Linked DNA regions of Mus musculus: region 1 is linked to region 2. A link is a contact called in ENCODE Hi-C or POLR2A ChIA-PET data. All regions are on one chromosome and are shown on one strand. Each heading gives the region's core, a stretch centred on a gene start or an enhancer-like site at or near the end of the contact. The rest is flanking DNA. Distances are from core to core; before and after follow the strand shown. Region 1 holds the start of Gtsf1l (gametocyte specific factor 1-like). Region 2 holds the start of L3mbtl1 (L3MBTL1 histone methyl-lysine binding protein).

What was found. A loop is a pair of places that touch in the nucleus more often than their neighbours do. ChIA-PET counts read pairs that join two places held with the same protein, here RNA polymerase II (POLR2A).
Region 1: POLR2A ChIA-PET joins it to region 2 with 10 read pairs in embryonic stem cell. The contact joins the promoter of Gtsf1l here to the promoter of L3mbtl1 in region 2. A Hi-C loop is called at or near these places in 1 of 37 maps with a recorded cell type or tissue (v-Abl transformed pro-B cells). POLR2A ChIA-PET finds 5 or more read pairs at or near these places in 4 of 5 experiments (Patski and embryonic stem cell).

What each region holds. Positions count from the first base shown.
Region 1 is chr2:163,084,518-163,091,330 of GRCm38, reverse strand. It overlaps Gtsf1l (gametocyte specific factor 1-like), which reads left to right and starts at 1,730. Exons shown (of 2, transcript NM_026630.2): 1 at 1,730-1,792; 2 at 3,484-4,300. The coding sequence starts at 3,770. The coding sequence ends at 4,225. Mybl2 (myeloblastosis oncogene-like 2) reads right to left here. Exons shown (of 14, transcript NM_008652.2): 14 at 6,644-6,813.
Region 2 is chr2:162,938,575-162,945,964 of GRCm38, reverse strand. It overlaps L3mbtl1 (L3MBTL1 histone methyl-lysine binding protein), which reads right to left and starts at 2,500. Exons shown (of 23, transcript NM_001081338.2): 1 at 2,425-2,500; 2 at 1,372-1,537.

The DNA of each region.
Region 1 (6,813 bases), core at 481-2,980, 150 kb before region 2:
ATAGCTCATCAGTGAAGCTCTGGCCCCAGAAGCCAGAGGAGCCAAGCTCAGTCCCTGGAATCCAGGTGAAAAAGCCACGGGACATAGTAGTGCCTGCTTATTATCCCAGAGATGGGAGGTGGAGACGTGCTGGCCAGCCAACCCAGGCTAACCAGTGAGTGCCCTCCTGGTCAGTGAAAGACCCTTCCTCAAGGAGATGAAAAGTGTAGGTAATGCCTGCAATAGTCATCCGACTCCATATGTGTGTGCGAGCATACATGTGCACGCACACACACACATGCAAAATTGTGAGTGCCTGAGCTGGACCCTCAACTCCATGTAGAATGATTAAAAACTGGATTTAGCTCAAGGGATAAGAGGAAGTAACACAGCAAAAACACTATTCAGGAATCAGGGAGAGGAAGTTGCTGGAAGCTCAATGGTTAGAGCATTTGTTGTTCTTCAAGAGGACCCCGGTTCGATTCCCAGCACCCACATGGAGCATCACAACTATCTGTAACTCCAGTCCTACAAGATCCAACACCATCTCTGACCTCTGAGAGCACACTTGGACCACCTACATACACGCAAGCAAAGCAAAACACTCATAAACAAAACAATAAAATAACTCAATAAATAAATAAAAGTAGGTGCTAGAGAAGGGGGTCAGCAGTTAAGAGAACTTGGGGCTCATCCAGAGAAGTCACTTCGGGTTGTTGCAACCTCCTGTAACACCTTCTTCTGGCCTCTGAGGGTGCCACAGATAACACAGCATACACTTACACGGAGACACACATGAATCAAATAAATCTCTAAGGTCAAAAGAGGTGAAACAAGGATGTTATGGGACAAGCGGAGGCTGACCAGTCTATCAAGAGGAAGTCAGGAGGTTGAATTTGAATCGGAAGGACAGTGATTCCCCAAGCGGGTGTAAGAAGCAAGATAAGCCAGAAGGGCAAAGAGGCAGGGGCAGAACCTAGAGTCAAGGAGAGGCACAGAGTAGAAAGGGAAAGAAATCTCAACGACACAAAATGACAAGAGCGGGGAGGTCCAGAAGGCCCTTGAGTCAGAGTTAAGAAACTCTCTCTTCAGCCGGGCAGTGGTGGCGCACGCCTTTAATCCCACACTCGGGAGGCAGAGGCAGGGGGATCTCCAGCCTGGTCTACAGAGTGAGTTCCAGGACAGCCAGGGCTACACAGAGAAACCTTGTCTCAAAAAAACAAAACAAAACAAAACAAACAAACAAACAAACAAAACAATCCAACAAACAAACAAAAAAAAACAAGGTTAAGAAACTCTTCCTTCAGCAGCCCATTCCATCCTTATTTATGGAAGTCCTTGTTTTCTGACTCCTTTGAGAAGCACACATGCATGCAGGAGGCCACGGAGGCCAGAAGAGGGCACCAAGCTTCCCTAGAACTGGTGTAATAGACAATTGTGAGCTATCATGAGGGTTGGATCCGAACCACCATCCTCTGAAAGACCAGCAAGTGCTCTTAACTACTGAGTAATCTCTCCAGCCCTCTGTTGAGGTTTGATCTGTTGCTGTGTATCACAAAGTTAAATTCTGAACCCGAAGGTCCAGGCCTATGAGTGAGTGAGTTCTCCTGGTTACCAGCTTTTGTTGTGCAAACCTTGTTCCTTAAAACTATTGGCTAAGTAAAAATGGCTACAGCCAATTACTGGAGAGATTATAGGTAGGTGGATTTTGAGTTACCTGGCTGAGGGTGGAGACTTGAGAGGGAGAGAAGAGAGACCATGAGGGGAGAGAGAGAAGGCGCCATGAGAGGAGGGGACCCAGGAGAAACAGCAGGTATCTGGGGAACCCCCCGCTGGGGAGGTAGCCAGGCCAGCAGAAAAGCAGATTAGGGGTGACCCCCAGTAATTGTCAAAGCCGAATAAAATAACCATATTCTAAGTCTCATTTATGTGTGAGTTAGTTGGGGATAAGCTTACGTTAGTTGTACTACAGTCTTCCAAAATGTCTTTATAAAATCCTGACTCAGCTTCATAAATAATAGTAATAAAACCAGGTTTAAAATGCAGAGATTTGAGGATTTAGCTGGGTAGTAGAGTCTGGCAAGTGTAAGAGCTCGGGTTCGGTCTCCAGCACTAAAGGGAAGAGAGGGAGGGAGGGTGGATTAAAAGAAAGCTTCACCTGATCCAGAAAGGATAAAATAGTAACTTGAAATTCTGGTAAACCGAGGACCAGAGAAAGGTCTCAGTGGCTAAGAGTACTTGCTCTTCTGGCCGATGACCCAAGTTCAGTTCCCAGCACCTGCATGGTGGCCTACAGCTATCAACAACTCCAGTTCCAGCAGATCCAGAGCCCTCTTCCAGCCTCTACACACACACACACACACACACACACACACACACACACACACACAGAGCGCACTTGCACCCATGCAGGAAAAACACTCATACACAAAATAAAAAGCCAATTAGTAATTACAAATGGATACTTCAATTTGTAATTACTACGCAACTGGAAAATGTAGAGGCTGAGGAAGGGGTGGAAATATTTCTTTAACACTGTGTACTTAAAATAAGGAATGATACCCAGCATGCTGCGTGCTTGGAAACTGTAGCACGTGTGGACTGCAGCATGAGGATTTTTTTTTTAAGATTTATTTATTTTATGCATGTGAGTACACTGTAGCTGTACTGATGGTTGTGAGCCATCATGTGGTTTCTAGGAACGAAGATTGCTTGCTTTGCTTGGCCCCAGTCGCTCTGGCCCTGCTTCACTCCAGCCCAAAGATTTATCATAATAAATAAGTATGCCGGGCAGTGGTGGCGCACGCCTTTGAACCCAGTACTTGGGAGGCAGAGGCGGGCAGATTTCTGAGTTCGAGGCCAGCCTGGTCTACAGAGTGAGTTCCAGGACAACCAGAGCTACAGGGGAGGGGGGGGGGAGAGAAGAAGAGGATATAGCCTAGTTGACAGATAACTTGCCACAAATGCATGAGGCCCTGGACTTTGTCCCCAGCACCATCTAAACTAGATACGGAGACCCGCGTCTATAATCCCAGTTTATAAGGTGTGATTATATCCTCAGCCACATATCAAGGTCAAGGCCAACCTGTGCTACATGAGACCTTGCATCAAAAGAGAGAAGGGAGGGGGAAAGTAGAGGGACAAAAAAAGAAAAGGAGTCAGGAAGGCTCATGGGGTAGAAGTGCTTGCTGCCAAGCCTGATAACCTGGATTTGATCCTTCCTACAAGTCTTTCTCCGACTTCTAAGTGTACCCCCAATGTCACTCCTTACAAATAAACACATGATGTAAAAAAGATGTTTTTAAAAGACCACACAACCGACGCTGATGAATAAGGGGTTTGATTATGCTAATGAAGCCCGAAACTGCCAAGGGCCGGGTACGTGTCATAACTACATTTGAACAGCAGCTTTCCTCAAGCCACTTCCCCCACCCAGTGGACAGTCTGTCCCTGATGTCATAAGCTGCCCATTGTGACCACCTGTTCTGTCCTTTGACAACACAGGGTATCTTAGCGTCAAAGCATCATTATAACCTGCTAACTTCACCTCCTTGGAAGCTACTGTTTCGGGCTCTTGTACCTGCCTGAGTTAACGTCTCTGGTGGCTGTTTTCTGGCTTTCTCTGCATAGCGATTGCTGACAGAACGTGAGTGAGAATTTCACTCCAGAGACCCAAGAGCCAAAGCCTGGCAGAAGACAGCACAATCTTTCACAGGAAGAGGCTTTTCCTTTCGAGGTGTACCACGTACACTTTGGGCAGCAGGACACTTGGCTTCAAGTCAACTCCCGGATGGAGCCAGAATCCATAGAAATTTGTCCTTATAACCCTCACCACCGAATCCCGCTCAGCAGGTTCCAGTACCACCTGGCGTCATGCAGGAAGAAGAACCCCAAGAAAGCCAAAAAGATGGCCAGCTGTAAATACAACGCCTGCCACGTGGTTCCCATCAGAAAGCTGGCTGAACATGAAGCTACCTGTGTCAACAGGAGCTCCGTGGAGGAAGAGGACACATTAGGCCCTCTGCAAGTCAGCCTCCCACAGCCGCAGAACCAGGACACACTACAGGTTCGTTGGCTTTCCAACCCTGACATTTGGAATGTTGACGGCGCCAACTGTCACCCAATGTTCGTCCTTAAGAGTTTTGTTCCCCAAAAACTTGTTTGTGAAAGTGACATCCAAGAGTCACGGGGAGGAGACCAATGCCCAGAAGATCCTCAGACTAGGACCAGGAAGGCAAACTTCTAGCAGGAGGAAGAGGGCTCTCAAATGCGTGGATGGATCGCGCATCTCATCTGAATAAAAACCTGCAAAGTAACGGTCCGGGCTGTGCTGGTTGTTTTTAAAGGTTTAGAAAGAGCGGTGGAGGTGGGGTTTAGAACTGAGCTGAGAATGTAAATTGAACCACCTTCCATGGGGAACACTTAACAGTCGCTATGAAAATGCTCACTCAACGCACACAGGCTTTGATCAAGTCATTCGACATCTAAAACAGCATCCCGCACAGCCAGCCACACGCAGAAAATGGGGTTGAGTAAAAAGTTACTCCCGTGTTATTTATAGCAGCACTGAGGTACCCATAGGGAAGGCCTAACTAAGGAAACTATGTTGCAACTTTACAAAGGAGAGAAGATACCGTCAGGAACCGGTAGAGATGTGGAAAGCCTGACACTGCTACTTGGTTCTATAGCATTAAAACAGCCAGAGATAACACCTAAGGCAGTGTTGAAATAAAACTGTCTATACAAATAAGCAGCAGGCTGGATTTGGCTAGTGGGATGTAGATTGCCAACCCAAGTTTGATAAAAAGCAGGGGTGGGGGTGTCTACATTATAGCACTTTTGGGTACATTATAGCTATTTTACTGTGCCTGTCTGTGTTTGAGGCATACACAAGATACAATAGGATGTTTACCCTCAAGGAAGGACAATGAAATAACCAAGGGGTGGGGCAGCATCTCAATTCTCACCTGTGCATTTATGTGAAGGTATTTTCCTGGTTTTTGTTTTTATATGTGTATTAGCTAAAAAAACAAACAGGCTTTTAGTAAGTTCTTTTTGTTTTTCGGGGTTTAGAGGCAGGGGTCCTCTGTATAGCCCTGGCTGTCCTGGAACTCACTTTGTAGACCAGGCTAGCCTCGAACTCAGAAATCCACCTGCCTCTGCCTCCGGAGTGGTGGAATTAAAGGTGTGCGCCACCACGACCAGCCCTTGTTTTGTTTTTCAAGACAAGAGTTTTGGAACTCACACCGTACACCAGGCTAGCCTTGAACTCACCAAGATCCACCTGCCTCTGCCTCCCTAGTGCTGAGATTAAAGGTGTTCCCAGCTGCTGCCACCCAGTGGGTTTTCTATAGGTTCTTTTTACAACCTTCCTTTTTAAAGATTTGCTTATTTTATATATGTAAGCACACTGTAACTGTCTTCAGACATACTAGAAGAGGACTTAGGATCCCATTACAGATGGTTATGAGCCATCATGTGGTTGCTGGGAATTTAACTCAGGACCTCTGGAAGAGCAGTCAGTGCTCATAACCTCTGAGCCACATCTCCAACCCCTAGGGTCTTACTCTTGTGTACATCTTGGGGGAAGGAGGGTGAAGTTTTGAGAATTCAATACACACTCACAGTAATTTTCAAGTAGAAAGTTTAAGACCAGGTGAAGCTTGAAGAATCTAATGGCCTCTGCACAGGCTGGTTCGGGCTAAGTCCCAGCTCTGTCACCATCTGATGCTGGTTTGGGCTAAGTCCCAGCTCTGTCACCATCAGATGCTGGGTTCACAGGTTTCCATCAGTTGTTCAGGAGTAAAAAGCTGCTCGTGCTTGTAAAAAGGACTGAGTAGTTGAGCAAATTCAAACCAGGGAACCTTTCTTTTGTTTTTTGTAGACAGGGTTTCTCTGTGTAGCCCCACTGTCCGGGAACTCATGCTATAGACCAGGCTGGCCTCGAAACCGGCCTGCCTGGGAACCTTTCCCTCAAGGCTAACAATAATGGTATGGTTCAGCCATCCAAGCCACTCCTCCAGGCAAAGTCTCACTGACAAACCCAGGTCCCAGCCATCAGCTGTTGCCTGGGCCTGCTTCAGTCCCTTCAAAAGAACTGGGGAAATGCATTCGGCTACACAACAAACTACTGCCTCTTCTGTCACAGCTAGTGTAGGTTCTGTCAGGTGAGGTCGAGTCCCTTAGGGCACTCCCTAGCCTGAGTGTGCGCTTTAATCCTCCCCAACCTCCAGAGCCTGTCTCCCCATCTTCACCTTGGGGCTGTGATAGACACAGGCTATCATTTGGATCTTGCTGGCCCAACCCTCTCCAACCTTCAGAGGGTGAAGTTTTGAGAGTTCCTACTCAGTCCCGTTTTGCTCTCAGCTCAGTACATCAGTCTAAGAAACACCAACTATGGATGGATACCACTGATGGCGGCTACAAAGATTTAGCACAGCTGAGGTCCCTTCCAGCTCATCCGCAGCACAAGTGTCTCTCCTAGGCTAGTTCATCAGCACAGCCAAAGTTCCAGGGGACAGGGCTCCTCTTGAAAGCCTTTAGACCTGTATTTCTGGGCAACAGCAGGCAGCCATGACACTCCAGAGTCTTGGTGGGAACCTTTGGAAAGAAGGCAGTTCAGGCCTCTTCCCCAAGAAAGCAGAAAAAGGAGGAGTCAGACACTACAATGTGTTACTCTTTATTGTCAACTTGGCTGACCAGAAGACACATTTGGGTGTGTCTGCGAGGAAATTCCAGGTTTAAAAGAGCCACCCTAATAATGCAGGTGGCAGCACCCATGGAGAGATCCTAGACGGCAGGAAAGCCAGGTGGGCACCAGCAGCCTCTATCCTC
Region 2 (7,390 bases), core at 1,251-3,750:
TAGATGTCTATCATTAAAAGTCTAAAGCTGTGGTATAAACAGGTAGACAGGGTCAAAAAAAAAAAAAAAAACGAGTGTTTAAAACTTGCAATCCAGAATCCCCCAAATTTCAGTCCCAATTATTTTGCTTTTCATGGCTGAAGAGTTTGTACCACTTAGAAATATTTACTCTGATTTTACGTGTATGGTTGCTTTTGCTGGAATGTTTGTGGGCACCACGTGTATGCAGTACCTGTTGATGCCACCAGAGGGCTTCTGATTCCCCCCCCCCCAAGCGGCACCCCCCCCCCAAGCAGCCCTGCCCCCCCCAACTGAAGTTCCAGATGATTGTCAGACACCATGTGAGTGCTGGGAACTGAACCTGGGTGGTAGGCAAGAGCAACGAGTGCTCTTAACCCTGCGCCATCTCCCCACCCCCACCTTTGCATCATATTTATTTATTTATTTATTTATTTATTTATTTATTTATTTTTGTAGTTTTTCGAGACAGGGTTTCTCTGCATAGCTCTGGCTGTCCTGGAACTCACTTTGTAGACCAGGCTGGCCTCGAACTCAGAAATCCCCCTGCCTCTGCCTCCTGAGTGCTGGGATTAAAGGTGTGTGCCACCACGCCCGGCTTACTTGGGGCTGGAGAGATGGCTCAGCAGTTAAGAGCACTGACTGCTCTTCTGGAGGTCCTGAGTTAAAATCCCAGCAACCACATGGTGGCTCACAACCATCTGTAATGGGATCTGATGTCCTCTTCTGGTGTGTCTGAAGACAGCTACAGTGTACTTACATTAAATAAATAAATAAATAAATAAATAAATAAACAAATAAATAAACAAACAGACAAATCTCTTGTTTCAAATACTGGAGAGATCAAGAAGAGTGGCTTATTCAAAAAACTTTGTTTCAAAAACCAGCCCCACGTAGCAGGTGTCTCAGAAGAAGCTGAAGATGGCCTTTCTAATCCAGCTAGATGCCTGGTCTCAGCAAGTCCAGGTCTCAACACTGCACTGCACTCTGGGGGCTATAGGTGCCACCAAGACAAGGGGCTCTCATGAGGCTTATACTTTAAAGATAAAGGATGAGGTTGGAGCTGGGACGGATTTGAAAGATGTTGTGTGACGATGGTATTTGAAACAGAGAAATGACTACAGGGAAAAGAGTGGAGCCTTGGAGAACCCAAACATGTTGGGAGGGCAAAGGGGACCCGTGTCAATGAGAGAAAAGCATTGAGTGAGACCCTTCTGGAACATAATGATAACTGTCAGCCATCAGCCTCAGGCTCTCTACAACTGGCCCGGGAAGTGTCTCTCAAGTGCTCTCTCCCTCGGTCAGCCATACATGATTAGTTCATAGAGGGCTAGAAAGACCCCATGCCTTTACCTTCATTTGAGGGCTCTCTTCCGGGCCATCTCAGGTTCAGGGCTTCCTGCTCCTCAGGCTGAGGCCTCTGCTGGGACTACGCCAGCATTTCAACATCTCTGCCCAATCTTGTTGGTTTCACAAGGCTACTCTCATAAACCTAGTCTATGATTCCAGGGAGTCCTACCTAAAACAAGAGTGGTTGCACACAGTAGATGCTCAATAAACTATTTCTGAATGTGTCCCTGCTGTTGTCACTTGCTGTCGAGTTTTTGATGGATAGACAGGCACACACACACACACACACACACACACACACACACACACACACACACACACCACACCAGAGTTTTTTGAGACCATAATACAAACAGCAGACATCCAATAAAAGCCCCGGTGGTAGGTGCTGGAGAAACAGGGCAGCTAGTGGTGGATGCACACAGCACACTTGGGGGTGGGGTGGGGAATTCCCCCAGCTCGCTCTCTGCCGCAGCTAGCCGGTAGAAGCAGTCCTGAGCGGCTGGAGTCTCCAAAACCACCACCCACCTCCTTGGGACTAATGCAGACAGTCGCGGGAGGGGCGGTCACTGATCTGTCCGCTCTGCAGAAGAGTTACTTTCTAACCGCTAAAATGGCGGAATTCTTTACATCACCCCCCACCCCCCCTTTATTTCCAAAAATTTTAAAATCCTGTTTTCTGCTAAAAATATTGAAGATCAATTACAGTGGAAAGTTTGCCAAATGGCCTATGGATAGCCCACACTCGCCCTCCACACCCTCTTATTAATGGAAACTCTTGATAGCATCTCTCTGCAAGGCCGAGGCTCTGCCCTCCCTACCGCTCTGGATGCAGAGAGTGTCAGTGGGCTCGCTCGCCAGCAGCCAGCAAGCCCCCACCTGCAGCGCCACAGCCCAGAGTCTGCAGAGCCACCTCCCCAGCCCACAGCCGGTGCCGCAGGAGCTGGAAAAGGACCTGGGGCGGTGCCTGCGGGACCCCAGGATTCGCCGTGAGGACCGGGATTGGGGTGTGGCGACCTGGGAGCGCCCAGCCAGAGACCACTGCCCCGTTCTTACCTGCATGGCTAGCGGTTGCCGCCCGCACCGAGCGACCGACCGTGGGAGCCTGGTGCGGCGCGCGCCTGCGCACACAGGGGGGCGGGCCTGTTCCCTGCAGAGCGGGCGCCGAGCTCCTTTGCTGGGGTGGGGGGTCTGCATGGCTATGGCCTCAGGTTGCAGCTTTTGCTTTCCGTCGGAGCCTGGGGGTGCAGGCTTAATTGCCTCTTCCCGTAAAACCCGCTTGCTGCGCTGGAGAAGTGGGTGGAGATTTTTATAGTATCCTGGGAACCACGGAGCCGGGAGAAGCAGGAAGCCTGATGGATCTCCTCCAGCTGGTCTGTACCCGGCAAGGCTGCAACCCTGCCTAAGTCGGGTTCCCCATTTGGAGAAGGGGACTTCAGGAGTTTCAGGGAACTCCTAGGATGGGTGAAGAGCACGCACAGCCAGAGCAAGGAAGCCATGGGCTTGGCTTGGCATCAAGCACCCCAGCCGCACCAGCCTTTGGATGACCTATTAGTTGACGATGTGCCCTGGAAACATCACTGTACCTTCTGCGCTTCCATTGAACATTGGAAGACTATTATGCCATATTCTAGAGTTCGAGAATGGTTCCTTTTGTGTCGATTTGAGCAAATGTGCTCAAAGCAAAAGGCTCCTCTTGTGCCTTCCATTTCCTTAATTGATCTGTCGCTACCAGACCGCTACTTTTATTGGTTCTAACTCTGGCACTGCTACTGCGTCTGTATCATCAGAGACCTGAGTAACTCAGGAGTTTAAGAGACCCTGCACTCTAGGAAGGAAGCCCACCACTTTTTAGTATCCCCGGTTCCGAGCAAAGTGGGTACTAATAAATGTCTTCTGATTGACTGATCCATGTGAAAGAGGTTAACTCTTAGCGCCCCAGTTCCCGCTTACACACTGATTTTTAATTCTACTCCCTTATTTTGCAGAAAACAGGTCTATTTGGCTTAGGTAGTAGCCATCAGCCAAATCTTTAGACTTAGCCCGGATGAAAAATACTCATTTAAATGGTATATTCTTCCAATTGCTGTGATCAAGTTTAAATTTATGTAGATCTTAACTATTCGTTACATGTGTTCTGCTTTGCCTCCATGGTTTTAATCATTTTGTATTTTTAGGAACAAGATTAGTCAGAAAAGGATGGAGATAACCATATCCATAGAAGACTCTTTATACACACATCACTGTTTTCTTATTTCTATCCAGACTCTACTTATTTAAAGATTCCAAAATGGTTAAGTATTAAAGTGGTAAACCTATTTGAACACATGGTTTCTCAATTACAAATCTTTTTTAGTGATTCAAACAGATGCAGTGAATTTGAGCAGGGAGGACCCAGACAGCTCACAGACATCAGTTGCTACTTTTTGCTCTTTTACAGTCACTGGTCTTAATACCTGACTTGCTCATTCCAGCACCCTCAGGGATGGAGAGACCCTTCCAGGCTGAAGTGATGTGGGCAGCTCTGCCCCTATGCTCACTGTACCCTGCGGGCTCCCGCCTGCTTTTAGGAGGAAGTCCAAATGTTTCCTTTATAGTCCACCTTCTTCCCAAGAGTGGGCCCAGATGGTGTTGCCATACAGAGGTGTGGAGGGAATTGTTTGGAAGCAGCCCATACTTCCTGTTTCTATCAGAACTGAAGTCACTGATTCAGTAGTTCAAGGATTTCAGAAGACCAGGGGTTTGCCCTTCGTGCCTGAAAATGTTTCTGCTTCTATAGACACATCAGACTGTGCAAACTGGTAATCTTAACAGAAACCCAAGGGCTGCATAAAGATACTACCAGAGGGCTTAGAGAGGTCGCTCAGTGGTTTAGGGCTCTTGTTGCTCTGGCTGAACAGCAAATGTGGTGTTTGGGGACCATGAAATCAGCCTGTGATAACCTTACAAGACTATGTGGAGGACTAGGAAAACACAGGCCACTTGGGGTGGGGCTCAGAAATCATTTGTTACTTGGATGCTCAGCGCTTAGTGGAGACAAGTCAGTCATCCATGGAGATCAAATCCCTAAGCTCATAGCCATCTGCATTGGAACTCTAGGCCTGCCCCACCCTTTACAAAGTATTCTGTATATATGGTGTGTGCATGCAGGCAGGCACATGCCCATGGCTCATGACTGGAGAGCAGAGTAAGACTCCGGGAAGTCAGTTCTTTTCTTCCACCAGGGATCCAACTGATGCCAAGCTTGTGCAGCAAAAGCTTTTACCTGCTCCACCATCTCCCTGGGCCTACCCTCTTGGCAGTCATACGGAAGCCAGAAAGGTAATAGAAAACTAGTCCTGGGCCAAGTCATTCACTTGTAGAATCAAATGTACTACACCAGTGCCCATTTAACTATCAGACCTGTTCAGTAGAGAAAATAGTATCTACAGAGATGTACAATTTGAGAATATCAGGGCACAAAGGCATATTCATGTAGTCTTGGTGACTCAGGAGCCTGAGGCAGGAATGATTGAGCCCAGTTCTGGTATTGTTACCTTCAGACTACTTTGTATGCATGAGTGTTCTACCTGCAAGTTATGTATGTGGTCTTGTGTGTGACTGGATCCCCTGGAATTGGAACCCAAGTTGTTGAACCACCATGTGGGTGCTGGACTTGAACCTGGGTTCTCTAGAAGGGAAGCACATGCTCTCAACTACTTAGCCATCTTGCTGAGACTGGCCTGTTTGGAAATTTGGCTTGGTAACAGAATTGTACCAGGCATAACTCCTTAGTTTGGTTTATTGTGTTTACACATTCTAAGTTTTGTAAGCACACACACATGCTCGTGTGTCCAAAGACAGCTTGCAGTTCTCTTTGGATGATGTGGGTCTCAAGGATTGAACTCAGGTTGTGTCAGGCATGGTGGCAAGGTGACTTTACCTGTTGAGCCATCTCTTGGACTCCCATTTTGGTCTAGGTTGTTTTGTTATTTTATTTTTGGGTCTATTGGTTGAGCTCAATCCAAAGCAATGGCCGGAGAGCTTTCCCAAGCTAGTCACCATAGGAAGGGGAGCTCATGATTTTGGCTCATAAGCCTGCCGACGCTACAGGTTATGTTTTGTTTTTTGTTTTTTTTTCCCAGATATTGTTTCTCTGTGTAGCCCTGGCTGTCCTGGAACTCACTCCGTAGAGCAGGCTGGCCTCGAACTCAGAAATCCGCCTGCCTCTGCCTCCCAAGTGCTGGGATTAAAGGAGTAGGCCACCACTGCCCCTGGCTCTGCAGCAGTTTTTGAACCCATCCACAGGCCATGGAAGCCTGAGATTTGAGATGTCTTAGTAGTGCAGAATAACTTATATAGAGGGGAAAAACTATGGGGCAGCCATGACTCAGTATGATCAGGTCCTTTAAAAATGTACAAGGTTCCAGATGCTCTGTGGACAGGTAATCCAGCTGAATCAAGCATTCAGATACAGGACAGGGTGACAATGGAATCCAGCCCTGCAACCTCAAGGCCCACTGCTACAAGTCCCTCTTGCTTGTTACTTCCTTTTTGGTCATAAACACTCAAGTGCTCATTTGCCTTTGCAATGACACCTGGCAAAAAACCAGGCCCCCATTGAGGGGGAAAGCTGGACTAATAAGACTTTCCTTTTCTTTCCCATGTCCATCTTGTTTGCACAGGCTAGCAATAAGCATGAACATGTGACCTTTCACCAAGCTGGCTAAATAGTTCCAAAGGGACAGTACAATTACACAAGACTTCGTTTAGGAACTTTTGAGAACTTCCTTTTATATTCATTGATGCAACTGGTTAGCTCCAACTTCCTAAGCTGAGCACTGAAGTGTCCCAATAGTCACCTATAGTGAGTTTGCTCTTCATGCCTTTGAGTCACAGTACAGTACACTAGTCATCAGATGGTAAACTGGGAGGGGAAGAACTATGTACTGCTGAGGGAATACTCCCAATTCCTCACCAGACCACCACCAAGGCCAGGAGATGGCTCAGTGGCTAACAAAACTTGCTAATTCTGGTCACTTGGGTTCAGATTCCCAGAACACAAGACAGGACTCCTGAAAGCAGTCTCTGACATTCATATATGTACCAGCCAGATTGTCAATGACTTCAGCATCAATGATTTCACTTTGTCCTGCTGGGCCTAGTGCAGAGCAGTGCAAACCAACACCTTTCACAAAATCTCACAACTTCTTCAGAGCTTTTAGGGCCATGTAAGACTAGATTCCACTCGAGTGTTTTCAGGGCTGGGACCTGAGCAGCTGTGGATTTTCACCAAGTTCCCAGGTGGTGGTCTAGGTGAAATGATAACTACCTAGAATCTACCCATTCAAAGCAAATGCAAGACAGATTCTAACTAGCAAAACCAAAATTGGGAAACTACCTAACATTCATCTATTTTTGATCAATACGAAACAATGGAAAAATGGGAACCCTCTCTTTTGGGACAATCTTACCCATGTAGATCTTGTGGATCCTTATCTCAAAAATAACCTTGTGTTGGATTACAGGTCTTTGCCACATTTGGCAAGACTTAAGAGATTTAGATGCCCTCTAGAATTATGTACTATATTAGCATTAAATGCCAAGGTTACCTTCAGAATTGGAAGTGCCAGGTGTCTATTGTTAAAGGTAGATGCTTAAGTGGACACTGGTTCATTCCACTATTCTTGTTTTAAACTCAGTATAAACGTAACAGCAATAGTCAAATGTTATGGTATATGCTTCAGATCTCAGCAGGTCGAGGGAGTACTTTTGTGAACTGAAGAACACCTAGGTCAGAGCAACTGCCTCAAAGTAGGAATATAACATATTTAGTACACAAAAATCATTCACGAATGAACAAAATCTTTGTCTACTTTTAAGTGGCTAGGATAACTAGGGCTCAACTCTGAAGCAGTTACTAGTTAATGACTGAGGCAAGTGCACTAAGTGTCTTTAAGAACACTCACTATTAAGACACTATCTTTATTTATAGTTGAGGATATAGCTAGCCCATTTCCTCATGCTTACACAAAACAAACTC